2 separate regions of the Homo sapiens genome follow, and region 2 is linked to region 1. A link is a loop called in an ENCODE intact Hi-C map of the cell type or tissue named here. Cell type or tissue: GM12878. All regions are shown on one strand.

What was found. A loop is a pair of places that touch in the nucleus more often than their neighbours do. Peaks named below come from ENCODE experiments on the same cell type or tissue, not always from the same donor. Only the 100,000 strongest peaks of a DNase experiment are listed, where the experiment ranks them.
Region 2: it touches region 1 in a loop (2.9-fold over the local background); 1 of 110 quality-filtered maps calls a loop at or near these places.

What each region holds. Positions count from the first base shown.
Region 1 is chr7:69,918,798-69,926,797 of GRCh38, reverse strand. The region is part of intron 2 of AUTS2 (activator of transcription and developmental regulator AUTS2); the gene reads right to left. Among named protein-coding and RNA genes, the nearest start is that of AUTS2, 320 kb to the right of the region's middle. In GM12878, no CTCF peak of the experiment used is centred here; DNase peaks (open chromatin) are centred at 4,127 and 4,567; H3K4me3 peaks cover 493 bases; H3K27ac peaks cover 2,981 bases.
Region 2 is chr7:69,759,721-69,767,720 of GRCh38, reverse strand. The region is part of intron 1 of AUTS2 (activator of transcription and developmental regulator AUTS2); the gene reads right to left. Among named protein-coding and RNA genes, the nearest start is that of AUTS2, 170 kb to the right of the region's middle. In GM12878, no CTCF peak of the experiment used is centred here; a DNase peak (open chromatin) is centred at 4,560.

The DNA of each region.
Region 1 (8,000 bases):
TATATATATTTATATATCTTTATTATATATAGTGTATATATAGTATTTCCCTAATGCAACCACAAAAAAAAGAGGAAAATAATTGTAGCTAATATGGGAACAAAAGACATAAAATGAAATCTTAAATACTTTATTCATTCTCAAGGCTGCAGGGAAAGAGGGTAAGGAAAAAAAATGCGACTAACAAAAAACAAATGGCAACATGAAAGTCTCAAACCTAACATTTGAATGGAAAATACTCCAATTAAAAGAGATAATAAAGTGAGATACATGACTGACAGATATAGGTAGGTAGGTAGGCAGGCAGATAGATAGATAGATAGATAGATAGATAGATAGATAGATAGATAGACAGACAGACAGACAGATAGATTTCAGAGCAAAGACTATTACCAGGGATAGAGGTGGTCATCTCATAATAATAAAGGGATCAATCAATCAATACCACATAACCCTAAATGTTTATGTACCAAATAACAAAGCCTCAAAATAGCACAGGACAATAGGAACAAAGAAACAAAACCACAATTATAGCCAGAGACATCAATATACCTCTCTTGATAGAACAAGCAGGCAAAAAATCCGTAAGGATATAATAAAACTGAGCAACACTATAAACCAACTTGGGCTGACTGGCATTTATAGAACATTCCTACCAACTACAGAAGAAAATTACGTTCCTCTCAAGTGCTCAGGGAACATCTACAAAGAAAGACCATATTCTGGGCCATAAAATTGTGCCAATAAATTTAAAAGGATACAAGTCATACAAGCAATGTTGTTTCTAGGTGTGTTTTGTTTTTTGTTTTTAGAGAGACAAGGTCTCACTATGTTGCCCAGGCTAAACTCAGCTACTAGCTCAAGTGATCCTCCTACCTCCATCTCCTAAGCAGCTGGGACTATAGGCGCACCACCATACCCAGTTAAAGTGTTTGTCTGTCTTAAATCACAATGGAGTTAAATAAGAAACCAATTCCAGGCCAGGTTCAGTAGCTCATACCTGTTATCCCAACACTTTGGGAGGCCAAGGAGGGAAAACTGCTTGAGAGCAAGGATTCAAGACCATGCTGGGCAACATAGTAAGACACTATCTCTACAAAAGATTTTTAAAAGCCAGGCTGATATGAGAGGATCACTTGAAACCAGGAATTCAAGGGTGCAATGAGCTATGATCACGCCACTGCACTCCAGCCTGGATGACAGGGTGAGATCCTGTCTCTTAATTAATTAATTGACTGATTTAATGTAATAAACCAATACTAGAAAGATCCCTGGAAAACCCCTAAAATATTTGGAGTGTTTCAATTAGAAGTCACAAGGGAAATCAGAAAGTACTCTAAACTGAATGAAAATGAAAATACCACAGATCAGAATATTTGGGGTGCTGCTAAAGTAATATTTGGGGGTAAATTTATAGCATCAAAAGGCTATATTAGAAGAGAAGAAAGATCTTAAATCAACAAACTCAGCTCCTACTTTTAAAAGCCAGAAAAATAAGCAAAGTAAAACTAAAGTAAGCAGAAAGAAGGAAATCAATGAAATATAAAACAACAGAGAAAAATCAATGAAAATAAAGCTTGTTCTTCAAGAAGATCAATAAAATTAATAAACTCCCAGTCATACTGATATGACAGAGAGAGAAGAGGGGAGGAAAGGAGGCTATCAACAGATATAGAATTGCCATAGATTCTATAGATATAAAAGGATAATGAAGGAATATTATATGAATTTTATGCCAATAAATTCAACAACTTTGATAAAATGAAAAAATTCCTTGAAAAGACATAAATTACCAAAGCTGACTCAAGAAGAAATGGATAACATAAATAGTTCAATATTTAGTAAAGAACATGAATATTTCATTTAAAACCTTTCCACAGAAAGAAAACTCTAGGCCCAGATGGATTCACTGACAAATTCTACCTATCATTTAAGAAAGAAATAACAGGCCGGGCCTGGTGGCTCATGCCTGTAATCCCAGCACTTTGGGAGGCAGAGGCAGACGGATCACCTGAGGTCAGGAGTTTGAGACCAGCCTGACCAACAGGGAGAAACCTCATCTCTACTAAAAATACAAAATTAGCTGGGCGTGGTGGCGCATGCCTATAATCCCAGCTACTCAGGAGGCTGAGGTAGGAGAATCGCTTGAACCCAGGAAGCAGAGGTTGCAGTGAGCTGAGTTTGCGCCATTGCACTTCAGCCTGGGCAACAAGAGCAAAACTCTGTCTCAAAAAAAGAAAAAAAAAAAAGAAAAGAAAGAAAGAAAGAAAAGAAAAGACAAAAGAAATAATAACAATTCTACACAAACTCTTCTAAGAAACTGAGGAAAAGGGAATATTTCCCTACCTTTCCTATGAGGCCAGCATCACTCTGATAATAAAACCAGACAAATAGATCAAAAGAAAACTACAGACCAATTTTTATTCATGAACACAGGTGTAAAAATTCTTTAAAACATTTTTAACAAATCAAATCCAACAATCTATTTAGAAGTTAATATATCATGACTAAATAGAGTTTACCAAGGAAAGCATTTTGGTTTCACATTTAAAAACCAATCAATGTATTACTATATTAATAAACAAAAAAAGAAAAATCATATGATCATCTTGATAGACAAAAAAAAGGTGTTTGACAAAATATAACATGCATTCTTGATTAAAATTCTGACAAACTTAGAATGGAACATTCTCAACCTAATAAAGGGCACTATGAAAAACGTATAGCTAAGCTCAGAATTAATGGCAAAAGATTCTGTCTTTCCCCCTAAAATCAGGAAAAGGGCAGGAGTGTCCAGTCTTGTCTCTTCTATTAAACATGATCCTGTAAGTTCCTGACAGAGAAATCAGACAAGAAAAAGACAGAGAAGATACCCAGATTAGGAGGAAAGAAATAAGCTGCTTCTATTCACTAAAAATATGATCATCCATGTAGAAAATCCAGTAAGACCTACAAAAAAAACTACTAGAACTAATAAGTGAGTTTAGCAAGGTTGCAGAATGCAAGTGAATATACAAAAATCAGTGAATTTCTACATATTGATAGTGAACTGGAAACTAAAGTTAAAAAACACCACCATTTAATACTGCATCAAAAATATGAAACACATAGGAATAAATCTGACAAAATATATGAAAGGCTTATATACTGAAAAGTACAAAATATTGCTGAAGGAAATAAGTAAGATCTAAATAGAGAGATAGACCTTGTTCGAGAGTTGAAAACTCAATATTTTAAACTGTCAATTCTCCCCAAATTGATCACACGATCAATATAATCTCAACCAACATCTTGGCCAGATTCTTTATAGAACCTGACAAGCTGATTCTAAAAGTCATACGCTAGTGAAAAGAATCTTAAAAAGCCAAAACTATGTAACATTATCTCACTTCAAAACTTACTACAAAGCAAGCTACAGTAATAAAGACAGTATAGTATAGGCATAAAGATAGACAAATAGATCAAAGGAACAGAATAGAGAGTATAGAAATAAACTCACACATACATGGACAACTGATTGTTTACAAAAGTACAAAGGCAATGCAAAGGTGGAGAATGGACAGCTTTTTCAAAAATGCCTTCAGAAAAATTGAATATCCATATGCAAAAGAAATTAACTTTAATCTATACCTCCCACCATATTCAAAACTTAAAATCAAACAGGCACAGTCTACTTCATGTCAAGTATACCTTTTGGAAAAGAAAAGGCAGAAATAAGCCAACCAGTCTTAGGGTTGATTCAGGCAAATACATAACATGGACCAACGCATACCAATCTGTGATAACTGATATTGTAACAACTGGTTAAGCACTTTAAAGCATGTTAATTTATTCTTTAAAAATACAAAAATTCACTTCATTTCTTTTTTGAACAATATCAACATCAGTTTCCCTTTACTATAAGTATAAGAAACCAACACTAGAGGAAAGGGAATGTACAGAAAATATTCAAAATGGTGTACAAAATCAACTGAGAGATAATATACTGCCTCCTCATGCTTTCAGTAACCTTTCCCACGCTATGTTAACAAGTCTGAAGTTACCCAGGCCATATGCTAATATAATGCATACACTCTATAAGTAAATGATCTTCACTAAGAAGTGTCGAAATGTGTAAGGAGAGAAGCATTCTTTCTGGTGTACAGACTAGGAAAGCAATTCACACAATCTCAAATTAAATTGAGAGTTTCTGAGTTGGCTACAACCAAAAATCACCCTGAGAAGTGAAAACAGCATGGATCACTTAAGAGCATGAAAATGTGGTTTCTCTTCTCACATTTATACTTACTGTATGTATCAATACCACATACCAGGGCCTATACAGTAAAAGTGCTAAGAAAGCAGCGAAGCTTAAGCCATTTCTAAAGTCTTAGAAGAGGCTTTGGTGAAGTCAATCTCGTGCTACCTGTTTTAGCAGATAAAACAACATCTTCCTTAAAAACAGTCAAAGAAAGGATCAGCTTATGCTAGGTGAGTAATAATGCCAACAGTTTATTGCCCCAATAAACCTCTTAAGGAGTAGAAAAAGGACAGCGCTAGTTGGTAGTAAGTTTATATGTAACCACATACCTGGCTTAGCCTTTCACAGACTGCGTGCATGAAATCAAAAAGCCAAAGATGATGCAATTTGATGTGTGAGAATTTTACAAATGCAAAGTAGCCTACTGAGTGCAGCTCAAATATCCCTGAGACTAGTCAACATTTACTAATTTTTTTTTCTTTTTTCTTTTTTTGAGACAGAGTTTCACTCTTGTTGCCCAGGCTGGAGTGCAATGGCGTGATCTCGGCTCACTGCAACCTCTGCCTCCCAGGTTCAAGAGATTCTCCTGCCTCAGCCTCCCAAGCAGCTGGGATTACAGGCATGTGCCACCATGCCCACTAATTTTGTATTTTTAGTAGAGACGGGGTTTCTCCATAATGGTCAGGCTGGTCTCAAACTCCTGCCCTCAGGTGATCTGCCTGCCTCAGCCTCCCAAAATGCTGGGATTACAGGCATGACCTACCATGCCCGGCCTTTTTTTTTTTTTTTTTTTTTAAAGACAGAGTCTCGCTCTGTTGCACAGGCTACAGTGCAGTGGTGTGATCTCGGCTCACTGCCTCCTGGGTTCAAGCAATTCTCCTGCCTAGGCCTCCCAAGTAGCTGGGATTATAGGCACACACCACCAAGCCTGGCTAATTTTTGTATTTTTTAGTAGAGATGGGGAGTTTTACCATGTTGGCCAGGCTGGTCTCAAACTTCTGACCTCAGGTGATCTGCCTGCCTCTGCCTCTCAAAGTGCTGGAATTACAGGCGTGAGCCACCATGCTCGGCCAACGTTTACTAATCTTAATAGCATCTGTGAGATCCAGAATGGTTTTCATAAATGTCTGGTTTTCTCCTTCTATTTCCCACCGTGATGTTTTTTGTTTCTTTTAACTTTTCTACTTTTCCTAGTTATTACGGTTAAAAAAAAAAAAAAAAAAAAAAAAACTTCAAGTCTAAATACTAAAACCAGAAGACATACATTTCTTCAGACAATCTCAATGCATCCTGCTTTGGAAATTTTGTCCTTCATTTCAGGAAGAAATTTTTATAATTCACACAACTTCCTTAGTCAATCCAACAAGAAAGTCAGGAAAAACACATAGGCATTTATTTTGATTAGGAAAAATTCTCACATTAACAATAAGAAAACAAACCACACAACTCGCCATCTCTGATGCCAAAGCCAGAGGCAGACCTTCATGGTGGCAGCTCATAAATTCTAGCCCAAGATCACAAATACAGCTGTAAGGAAACCCTCCCAAGAAAAACACATGGCATTATAAAAACCACGAGGGAGATTAGTGAAAAATTAAGCACGTATCATTCACCAACTTTTCCAAGAGTATTTTTTTACAGTTTATTTACTTTAAACTGTCCCAAAGTAATTAACCCAGAGGTGAAGCCCTGGAAAATAGGGACCATCTCTTATATTCCTCTGACATCTCTCAGGTTTGAAACACAGAGAATGCATGTAAAACATGTACTGAATAAAGAGAGCTACCTGGAAGAGGGCAAGGAGTCCTACACAAGAACCATTTCACGCCAGTGTTGAACAGTCTAGGAAGAAAATACTGTATCTTATCAATTTCATTCAGTCTACATAAATAGGGTATAGGGAAGGATTTTCCAAAGCCAGAAGAATCAACATATATGCCTCACAATTTACTTACTGAAAAACTGAAAAGCAGGCCAGGTACAGTGGCTTACACCTGTAATCCAAGCACTTTGGGAGGCCATGGCAGGTAGATTCTCTGAGCTCAGGAGTTTGAGACAAGCCTGGGAAACATGGAAAAACCCTGCCTCCCCCGAAAATACAAAAACAGCCGGGCATGGTGGTGCATACCTGTAGTACCAGCTGCTTAGGGGACTGAAACGGGAGGATTGCTTGAGCCAGGAGGTTCAGACTGCAGTGAGATTGTACCACTGCACTTCAACCTGAGTGACAAAGCAAGACCCCCTCTCTAAAAAAAAATAAAAGAAAGAAAGAGAGAGGACAGGAGAGGAGAGGAGAGGAGAGCTAAGCCAAAAATGAATACATCTAGGAACATGGGTTAGTCATTAAAAATAATAATAATAATAATTTCATTACATTCCTTCACCATGAATTATCCATAACAATCAAATTTCTATAATTTCAATGTAAAAGATCTAAAGTTACAATCCTCAGATCACCACCAATAGGCATGCCCACCCCCGCCCACCCCAAACAAAAAAGTTACACTATCTCATATTAATCTCTTCCCAACAAAAGGCAACTGCAAAAAATTGTATACATAAGACCACTTCATTTACGTTTTTCAATCTAATGTACCCACTGGTATCTACAGTAGTCTAATAACCATGTGCACAGCATAATTTTACCAAAGTGAGTCATTACCACAAAGCAGAAACTCTTGAGGTGTTGTTCTTTGTAGGTATCACATACTTCAGTGCTGGTTTATCTAAAATATTAATATTATCAAAGTCCAGGTAGTTCCTAGTTTTTTTAATCTACTTTTTTTTCTCAATTTTAAGGAAGAGGGAATTTTAAGTACTCCAGCATGTATAACATCTTCACAGTGTTAGAAGAATACAACATCTGCATTCTGGTACAATCACAGAAACTGAGGGTCAAAGAGCAGCAATAACTTGGTTAAGGACAAAGTGCCAGCAGCAAGGTAGAAACTTTAACCCAAGAATCCAGATTCTCAGTCTCTCTCTCCCCAACAAAATACACGTTCATACAGCCTGTGCAATACAAACACTGCTATCTTCTTCACTGAACATATTCACAATAAAACTGCCCCCTTCCTTCTAATTAGCTACAGTGTCTGCGATACCTCTTAAGTGATCAAATGAATTCAAAGTCGTGGCCATAAAACAATGTGAAGACAAGACGTCTTTGTCTTCTTCAGTCTGCCAACATGTAACACCTAGGAGAAATGATCTTATTGCTCTGAATGAAGATCCCCATAACTGCTGAAAGAGGAACCTTAACAGATTTTCTTATATCAATATCAATAGCCACACGCTGTATCTACAGTACCAACACAATACTTTATACAGTCTAAAACCAAAGAGGAAAAAAGTGTAGAAGGGGTCTCAGTAATGTAAAAGTGTTCAATATATTTTCCATTGTTTCCCCCTCTGAATCACAACCCAGTCAATTTTATACCTTGTCTCCTCTGGCTGCCATGAACTAGGTCGACATATATGACAATAGTTAATGACCCAAGCTACAAGAATTTAAGAGAAAAGTATTCCTTACCTCAATCTTTTCATCCACAGCTGTATTTCTACCCCCAAGAGTAGCCTTTCAGAAAGAATGTGGAAATGGACAGGAATATAAAGATTTTTCTTAAATTACTGCTTCATTCTGCTAAAATAGTTCGCCTGTGCCCTAAAAAATATTGTTTAAAAAAAGCTTTTCAAAAAGGAATGTGGAAGCTGCAACAAGTAAAAGATCCTAGTATTAAAATCCTAGGATCCCAGCTCT
Region 2 (8,000 bases), 160 kb after region 1:
TCCGCAAATGATCACATACATAAACCAGAGACAGAAAGATGGAGCAAGCCACTGCACATACAATGGGTTGGTCATACCTGGCCTGGCCCCTATTGGTTCTGCACTGACAGAAAAGGCAAATGCCCCCTTATTTTGGTCCTTGATAGCTTCATATGACTGAGATATCAGTGTTTAAGGGCCCACATGGAGAGAAGTCCAACTACGGCAAAAGTTCACACTACACTTTCTAATTAGAAATGTCTTTTTAGGCTGGTGGCTCACGTCTCTATAATCTTAGCACTTTGATGGGGCCAAGGCAGGTGGATCACTTGAGCTCAGTAGTTTGAGTCCAGCCTGGGCAACATGGTGAAACCTTGTCCCTACAAAAAATAGAAAAATTAGCCAGGCATGGTTGTGTGTGCCTATAGTCCCTACTTGAGAGGCTGAGGTGGGAGGATCACTTGAGCCTAGCAGGTCGAGGCTGCAGTGAGCCATGATCACGCCACTGCACTCCAGCCTGGGTGACAGAGCAAGACTCTGTCTCAAAAAAAAAAAAAGACGATGACAAAGAAATGTCCTTGTAATATTAAATAAGATCCATGTTAGCATAATCAATGGAGTATAGAAGGATCCCTAGATTCCCTCTCCCATCTCAACACACACACGTACAAACGTGCGCACATGCGCGACCTATGGGCAGCTCATTCCATGATACAGTCTTCAGTTCTTCCTCAAGCATATAGTAGCAGGGTGTCAGAGTGAAGTATTGCTTCACACACTTTTCCAGTGGTGCAACCCCAATGGCAGAGAAGAAGTTTGGGAGAAGCACATCTGGAACTATATTTTCAGATTCTGTGGGAGACTGTCATGCCACTCCAACTCTTATCCAAACACAACTGGAGGTATAACCTAAAGTGAGAAGCATGGCACCAGCTGATGAGCATTTCAGCTCAGTCTTTCTAAGATTCAACACCACTGGTTAGGCCCAGATCCTGAGAAATTGTTCGTTGAATCTAATGAGAGGCACCAACCTACAAAGGGCCAAAGTGAGCCATGGAAAGTGGCTGAGGTGTGTCAAAGCTCAGAGGTATGCCAGAGCAGGTGACTGACTGAGAACTTCACTTACCTAGGGACAACTCAAGGCAGCGTGGAGACCAAGGCCCAAAACGATGAATTTAAATGTACTTCTTAAAAATCTAGCTGCTTATGGAAAACAGTACGGTAGTTTCTCAAAAAAATAAAAATAGAATTACCATATGATCCAGTAATTCCACTTTGGGTATATATTCAAAATAATTTAAAGGGGGTTCTCAAGAACATATTTGCACACCCATGTTTATGGCAGCATTATTTGTAACAGCCAAGAGTGGAAGCAACCCAAATGTAGACTGAGGAATGAATGAATAAGCAAAATGTGGTATACACATACAATGGAATATTAGCCTTAAAAAGGAAGAACATACTGATACATACATACTACAACATGAATGAACCTTGAGGGTATGTTAAGTAAAATAAACTAGTCACAAAAAGACAAACACTATATGATTCCAGTTATATGAGATACTTAGAGTAATCAAATTCATAGAGATAAAAACCAGAATGGTGGTTTCCAGGAAGCTAAGAAGAACAGAGAATGGGCGGTTGTTATTTAATGGTAGACAGTTTCAGTTTTGCAAGACGGAGAGTTCTGGAGATTGGTTGCACAATGATGTAAATATAGTTAACACTGTTGAACTGTACATGGTAAATTTTATGTTATTTATATTGTACCACAAATTTTAATTCTTTTTTTGAGACAGGGTCTCACTTTGCCAGCCAGGCTGGAATGCAGTGGCATGATCTCACCTCACTGCAGCCTTGTCCTCCTGGGCTCAAGCGATCCTCCTGCCTCAGCCCCGAAAGTACCTGGGACTACAGGCACGTGCCACCATGCCCAGATAATTTTTTTTCTTTGTATTTTTTGTAGACATGGGGTTTTGCCATGTTGCCCAGGCTGGTCTCAAACTCCTGAGCTCAAGCAATCCTCCCGCTTCGGACTCCCAAAATGCTAGGATTACAGGCATGAGCCACCGTGCCCGGACTATACCACAAATTTTAAATTTTAAATTTTAAATAAAAATTAGACTGAACGCAGTGGCTCACGCCTGTGATCCCAACATTTTGGGAGGTCAAGGCAGGAGGACCACTTGAGGCCAGGAGTTTAAGACCAACCTGGGCAACACAGTGAGACCCTGACTCTTTAACAAAAGGGGTGGGGGTAATTAATTTTTTTAAAAAACCTAACTCTTTTGGATTGCATACATGTAATCCAAAACAAATGAGACCTGCCCCCATCTGACCTCAAAGGCTTTAAAAGTCAGAATGAGAATACACCCGCTTTGAATTCTTAACAACATTCTGGAGGAACTCAATCCAAGATGCTCACTAGGTACCTACCATGTCCAATGTGTCCTGTTAGGTGTGATAAGGGCTCTTGACCAGAAGGAACCCATCACAATTTAGTACAGTTAAGTAGAACATGAGCTATGTGCCAAAGAAGAAGTGGAATAATTATGTTGACAATTTTGGATTGCTACATGTAATCCGCCCAGTGGAGAGAAGACAATATAACTACCAACACTGGCCTAAACAGAAGCAAAAACAAAATGCAGCAGATCAAGAGATAAGAGCATGTCCTTAAATTATCAAGATGGTCCTTCTATCTTCTCTCATTCTGCTGGAAAATTCTTTAAAACTCTCAGAAATATTATCAACGTACTCACGTGGGTAGCCTGGAAAGAAAGGGAGAAAGACTGTTGTGTTTTGGCTGTGAAGGACAATAAACCCATCATCCATCCTAAGCCTGGTTCCACAGGCCTTAGGGCCAAAACTTTTTCTTTACTGAGCAAGTTTGCATGCAAGGGGCTAATTGTTCTTCCAGAGCCCAAGGTCAAGAACACAGCAACTTCCTGATAATGGCATCCCACAACCACATGCTTCTCATATACTTCTCTTGCTAATATGAATGAGGTTTGCCTGATAGTGAAGTGCAATTTTCTGCATGCTGAAATATACAAGTTTTGCATTTTTCTCAAAGCTCCTACCTTAAAAAACACAGATCTCCTTTATCTGGCTAGAATGCCAAGGTACTACTTCTTTGTATATGTCCCTCCCCATACACACATCACTTTTTTTTTTTACATCAGTACTTTCAACCCAAGTGTCAACCAGCTAAAATGTCCTTATCCCAGTTGTCTCTAAGAACTGCTAGGGTAAGGTTTGCAACCAGCCAGTTCAACATCTCTCCATTCATCACCATAGAGACCTGCGCCCCTGCCCGCAACTTGAGAATTTAACTTAAAGGAAAAAGAAAAAAAAAAAAACTCTCTAGAACAAAAGCAGGCAGGCACTCTGGCAGGCACTCATAATTCCAGAGCACGGCAGGGGCTCCAGTGTTCATCCCAGCTAGCAAGAGCCCATGTTACATAAATCATGTTCCTGCCACTTCATGGCACTTCAGGAAATTACTGTCCAGTATTCACCTGGCCTAAATTGCTCAGAGAATTATCCAAAAGCATCTCATTTACGCTAGTAATATCAGCAAGAATGGAATCGAGTCCACAGCCTTGAGTAACTGACCTTCTTATCAGGCTACCCAGTAGACGATCATGGGCAAGTGGCCTTGGTATGGCAGCTTCACCAGTTAAGAAACAAATAAGACCTGCCCCCAACTGACCTCAAAGGCTTTAAAAGTCAGAATGAGAATACACCCTGCTTTGAATTCTTAACTAAATCCTGTAGGAGCTCAATCCAAGATGCTCACTAGGTACCTACCAAGTCAAAGTTATCATGTTATGTGTGACAAGGGCTCTCAGACCAGAAGGAACACATCACAATTTAAGGCAGATCGCTAAATACATCCGTATAGTTAAGGAGAACATGAGCTATGTACCAAGGAAGAAGTGGAGTAATAATGATGACAAAACCACAGCAGCACATGCCAAGCACTGTTCTAAGGGCATCATGTTTACTAACTCATATCACTAACACCCTATGAAGTAGGGATTCTTATCTTCACTTTACAGATGCAGAAATAAAGATACTTTGTACAGAAAAGCAAGTAATCTTCCCAAGATCAAACAGCCTCTAAGTGGCTAACAGGATAAAAACCCACAGTCTCGGTCTAGTCTGCCTGAAATCTAATGGAGAAAGATGATATGATGGCCAGGTGGGAGTAGTCAGGAAAGATGTACTAGAGATGGAGCCATTTCAAATGGACCTACAAGAATGAGAAGATATTATTACTAAGGCAGATATTATTACTTCTTACTAAAGATGCCTTGTGTACCCGTTCTTACAAGTTTAGTCACTTATAACAGATGTAAATTATACACACACCAGCCCAGGCTTCTCTACCCACAGCATGCATTTGAGAGGAAACTGAGATCCCAAGATCTGAAGGGGTTCTACCTAATCATCCTCAACGCATCATTGAGTGACAGTATCTCCCTCCAGGCTTTTCAGCACAGCAGAGGCATTACCCTAATGTACTATTCAACTATGCTGAGGCAATTAAAGCATCCTGATGAAGGTTCACCCTAAATATTTTTAAACCGCCTTATTAAAAGGTGTGATGCAAGTATGAGGTGGCATTATTATTTTTAAGTTCATCCTCTGCAGTCACTCATTTAGAGGTGTGAAAATAAAACCAGTGTTTCATGTCTCACTTCCTGTATTCCCACTTGATTAACAGGCTTGTATCCCCGAGCTTGATGATGAAGGTGTATGGTGGAATGGGCTCTATATTATGATTTCACACAAACAAAAAAGCATTTTTTACACAGTGATGAGTGTTTCTGAGGAGCATGTAAGAACATGCAATTCTCCTCACCTGTAATCAACCAGCTCACATGACACAAGGGAAACTCAAAGATTTCAGGTAGGTATGTCATTCCAGAATAAAAGAGTATTTCCTTATTGTTGCTTTACTACTTTTTTTTAAATGGCATGACCATGTAGTCGAAATATGAACTTTTTAGAAACAATTATTTTCTTCTCCAGTACAATAACTGATTGTTTGATTTAATATGCAAACATTGGTCACCAACACGAATTAGCCAGAAGCCCAACTAGATTAAAGACAACTGGGCTGTTTAGGCATAATGGCTCGCACCTGAAATCCCAGCACTTTGGGAGGCCGAAGCGGGCAGATGGCTTGAGCTTAGAAGTTTGAGACCAGCTTGGGCAACATGGCAAAACCCCATCTCTATCAAAAACACAAAAAAATTAGCCAGGCGTGGTGGCACATACCTGTGGTCCCAGCTACCTGGGAGGCTGAGGTGGAAGGATCACTGGAGCCAGGGAGGCAGAGGCTGCAGTGAACCGAGATAGTGCCATTGCACTCCAACCTGGGTGACTGGGTGATACCCCATCTCAAAAAAAAAAAAAAAAAAAAAAAAAAAAAAAGACAACTTGGCTAAAATGTTTGGGAAAATCAGGATCATAAGTGAAAGAACTGGAAAGAACCCTATAAATAATTAGATACAGCCCAATGTCATTATGTTACCGGTAGTTAAACTCAGGCCCAGAGAAATCAGGACAGGAACTACAACTTGAATCCCAGTCTCTTCTTTCAACCCGGACCAGTGTGCCAAACAGCCACAACATCTGAAGCTTGGGTCCTCTCAAATAGTGAACATTGTAATTTATAGTCCACTAGGATATAAATTCCATAAGGCTAAGAATTTTGTTTCTCTTGTATACCACCATACAAGACCAAGAACAGAGGCTGACATATAGTAGGTACCCAATAAATGTGCAAATGAATAAAAAACAGCATTCATCATTCAATAAAGGCCCAACATGCATCCAAAATCTTTATCAAGATAATCTCTACTGCACAGAGTTTGTAAAGATCCAGTGGGAGGCAGCAGGACAAGAGTCGAAGTAATCCTGAAATATTGGTATTTGCCAGGGAGAAACTTAACCCACAACTCCTAGCCTTCATTCCAGTTATTAGCTTACCCAGCCAAATTCCCATCTGTGAGAGCAAGGGGATTTTCTGAAGTTAATTAGGGGCTTAAAGATTTTCCTTAATATTCAGAGGAGCCCGGCATTCCTTAACTTCCTATCTGATTTCAAATCCATGTCCTGTCACATTTTCTGTAAACAATTATACCTTCCCCTCAGTCCCTGACCCTGCACCCCACTAGATCAAGGAAATACACACAAATCACACAGAAAGATGATCTCACAAAACGACTAACAGGACTGAACTATTTAACATTAACAGCCCAGGAAAGGCATTCTAACTCACTAGATCAACAATGAAAAACAACAGACGTCGGTGTCCCCCACAGCCAGTCACTACCTTAATAACAAGCTGTATGTTTCAATTCCAATCACAGCCACAGCAGCCAGGCCAGACATCATCTGACAAAGTTAGTGGATGTTACATTTATACAGCAAACACACTAACAGGTGATGGCACACAGGATCCCAGAGGATTCTCTTTATCCAGCTAATCCAGGTTAAAGACCAGATCTGAGGCAGTCTCTATTAGAGCGGGGCAGCAAATTGCCAGTCCAACAGCATTTCCAGGCAGCTGAAGCATGCATTTATTAGCCTTGCAAGTTATAGATTTTTTTGGTCTGTGGACCCCAAGCTAGTAGAGGGGAAAGGAGAAAGCAACTCTCAGCATTGTATCAGTGGTTGGCCATGACTGAATAAGAAGTTAGCAGACCTTTAGAAAAATTTACCTGTCATCAAATCTGTTTGCAACCATCTCCTCTGGTAAGTGTCTTATATATTAAGTCAAATAACTACAACCAGAGATTCGTAAATTGAGTTTTGTGAATCTCAAAACATATTTTCTTACTGATATACAGGATTATGTGGGGAGATGCTTTACTGTCACTTATAATTATTATTATTATTTTTTGAGACGGAGTCTTGCTCTCTTGCCCAGGCTGGAGTGCAGTGGCACGATCTCGGCTCACTGCAACCTCCACCTCCCAAGTTCAAGCATTCTCCTGCCTCAGCCTCCTGAGTAGCTGGGATTACAGACTTGTGCCACCACGCCCAGCTAATTTTTGTATTTTTAGTAGAGACGGGGTTTCACCATGTTGGTCAGGCTGGTCTCAAACTCCTGACCTCATGATCCACTGCCTTGGCCTCCCAAAGTGCTAGGATTACAGGCGTGAGCCACCGCGCCCGACACACTTGTAATTATTTTGAATGGGCAGCAGCTCTTTGTATGTAGGATTTAGGTTTCTCTGCCCTAATTTTAGTCTCTCTAGAAAGAAGTGATCTGTAAATAAAGAGGTTAAATATATTAAAGAAGTCCTTCTCTGTGGTCTGGAATTATGGTTTCCCTTTTCTTACTATGAAAAAAATCTTCATTTTAAAAAATCATCTACATTAAGAGGCCAGGTGCGATGACTCACACCTGCAATCCTAGCACATTGGGAGGCTGAGATGGGAGGATCGCTTGAGGCCAGGAGTTTGAGATCGGCCAGGTCAACATGGAAAACCCTATCTCTATTTAAAAAAAAAAAAAAAAAGAAAAAAAGAACTTTTTTTTTTTAATTATCTCCAATTAAACTCAGTAAGTTCTGGTGTTAGTGTAACTGAGTTTGTTACAGAACATGATACTTGTTTTTTTTGCCAGATCTTTGTAGATTGAGTTCATACTATACAATGGAAGAAAATTAGCAAGTTCGTGGAAAAAAATGGTTTTTCATTTTCAGTTTACTATCTAAATAAACTTTTTTCTTTCATTTATTAGGCAATAAATCACACAAAATGCAAGAATGCAAGCATAAATTAAAGCCTCTATTTGTACGGGATCTTCTAGAGGACAGAAGATCCCATACAAAACTGAACCTTTATGGCCAGTAAATTGAAGACATGAAGAGTAGAGTCAGGTTCAGCTTCCAGGTTCGCCCATCTTTGAAATGAGTCCTTTATATGGGGGGGGGGGGGGGGGGGCGGGGATGAGAGGGGAATAAAATAACAGCAAATAAAGTGGGGGCTATGAA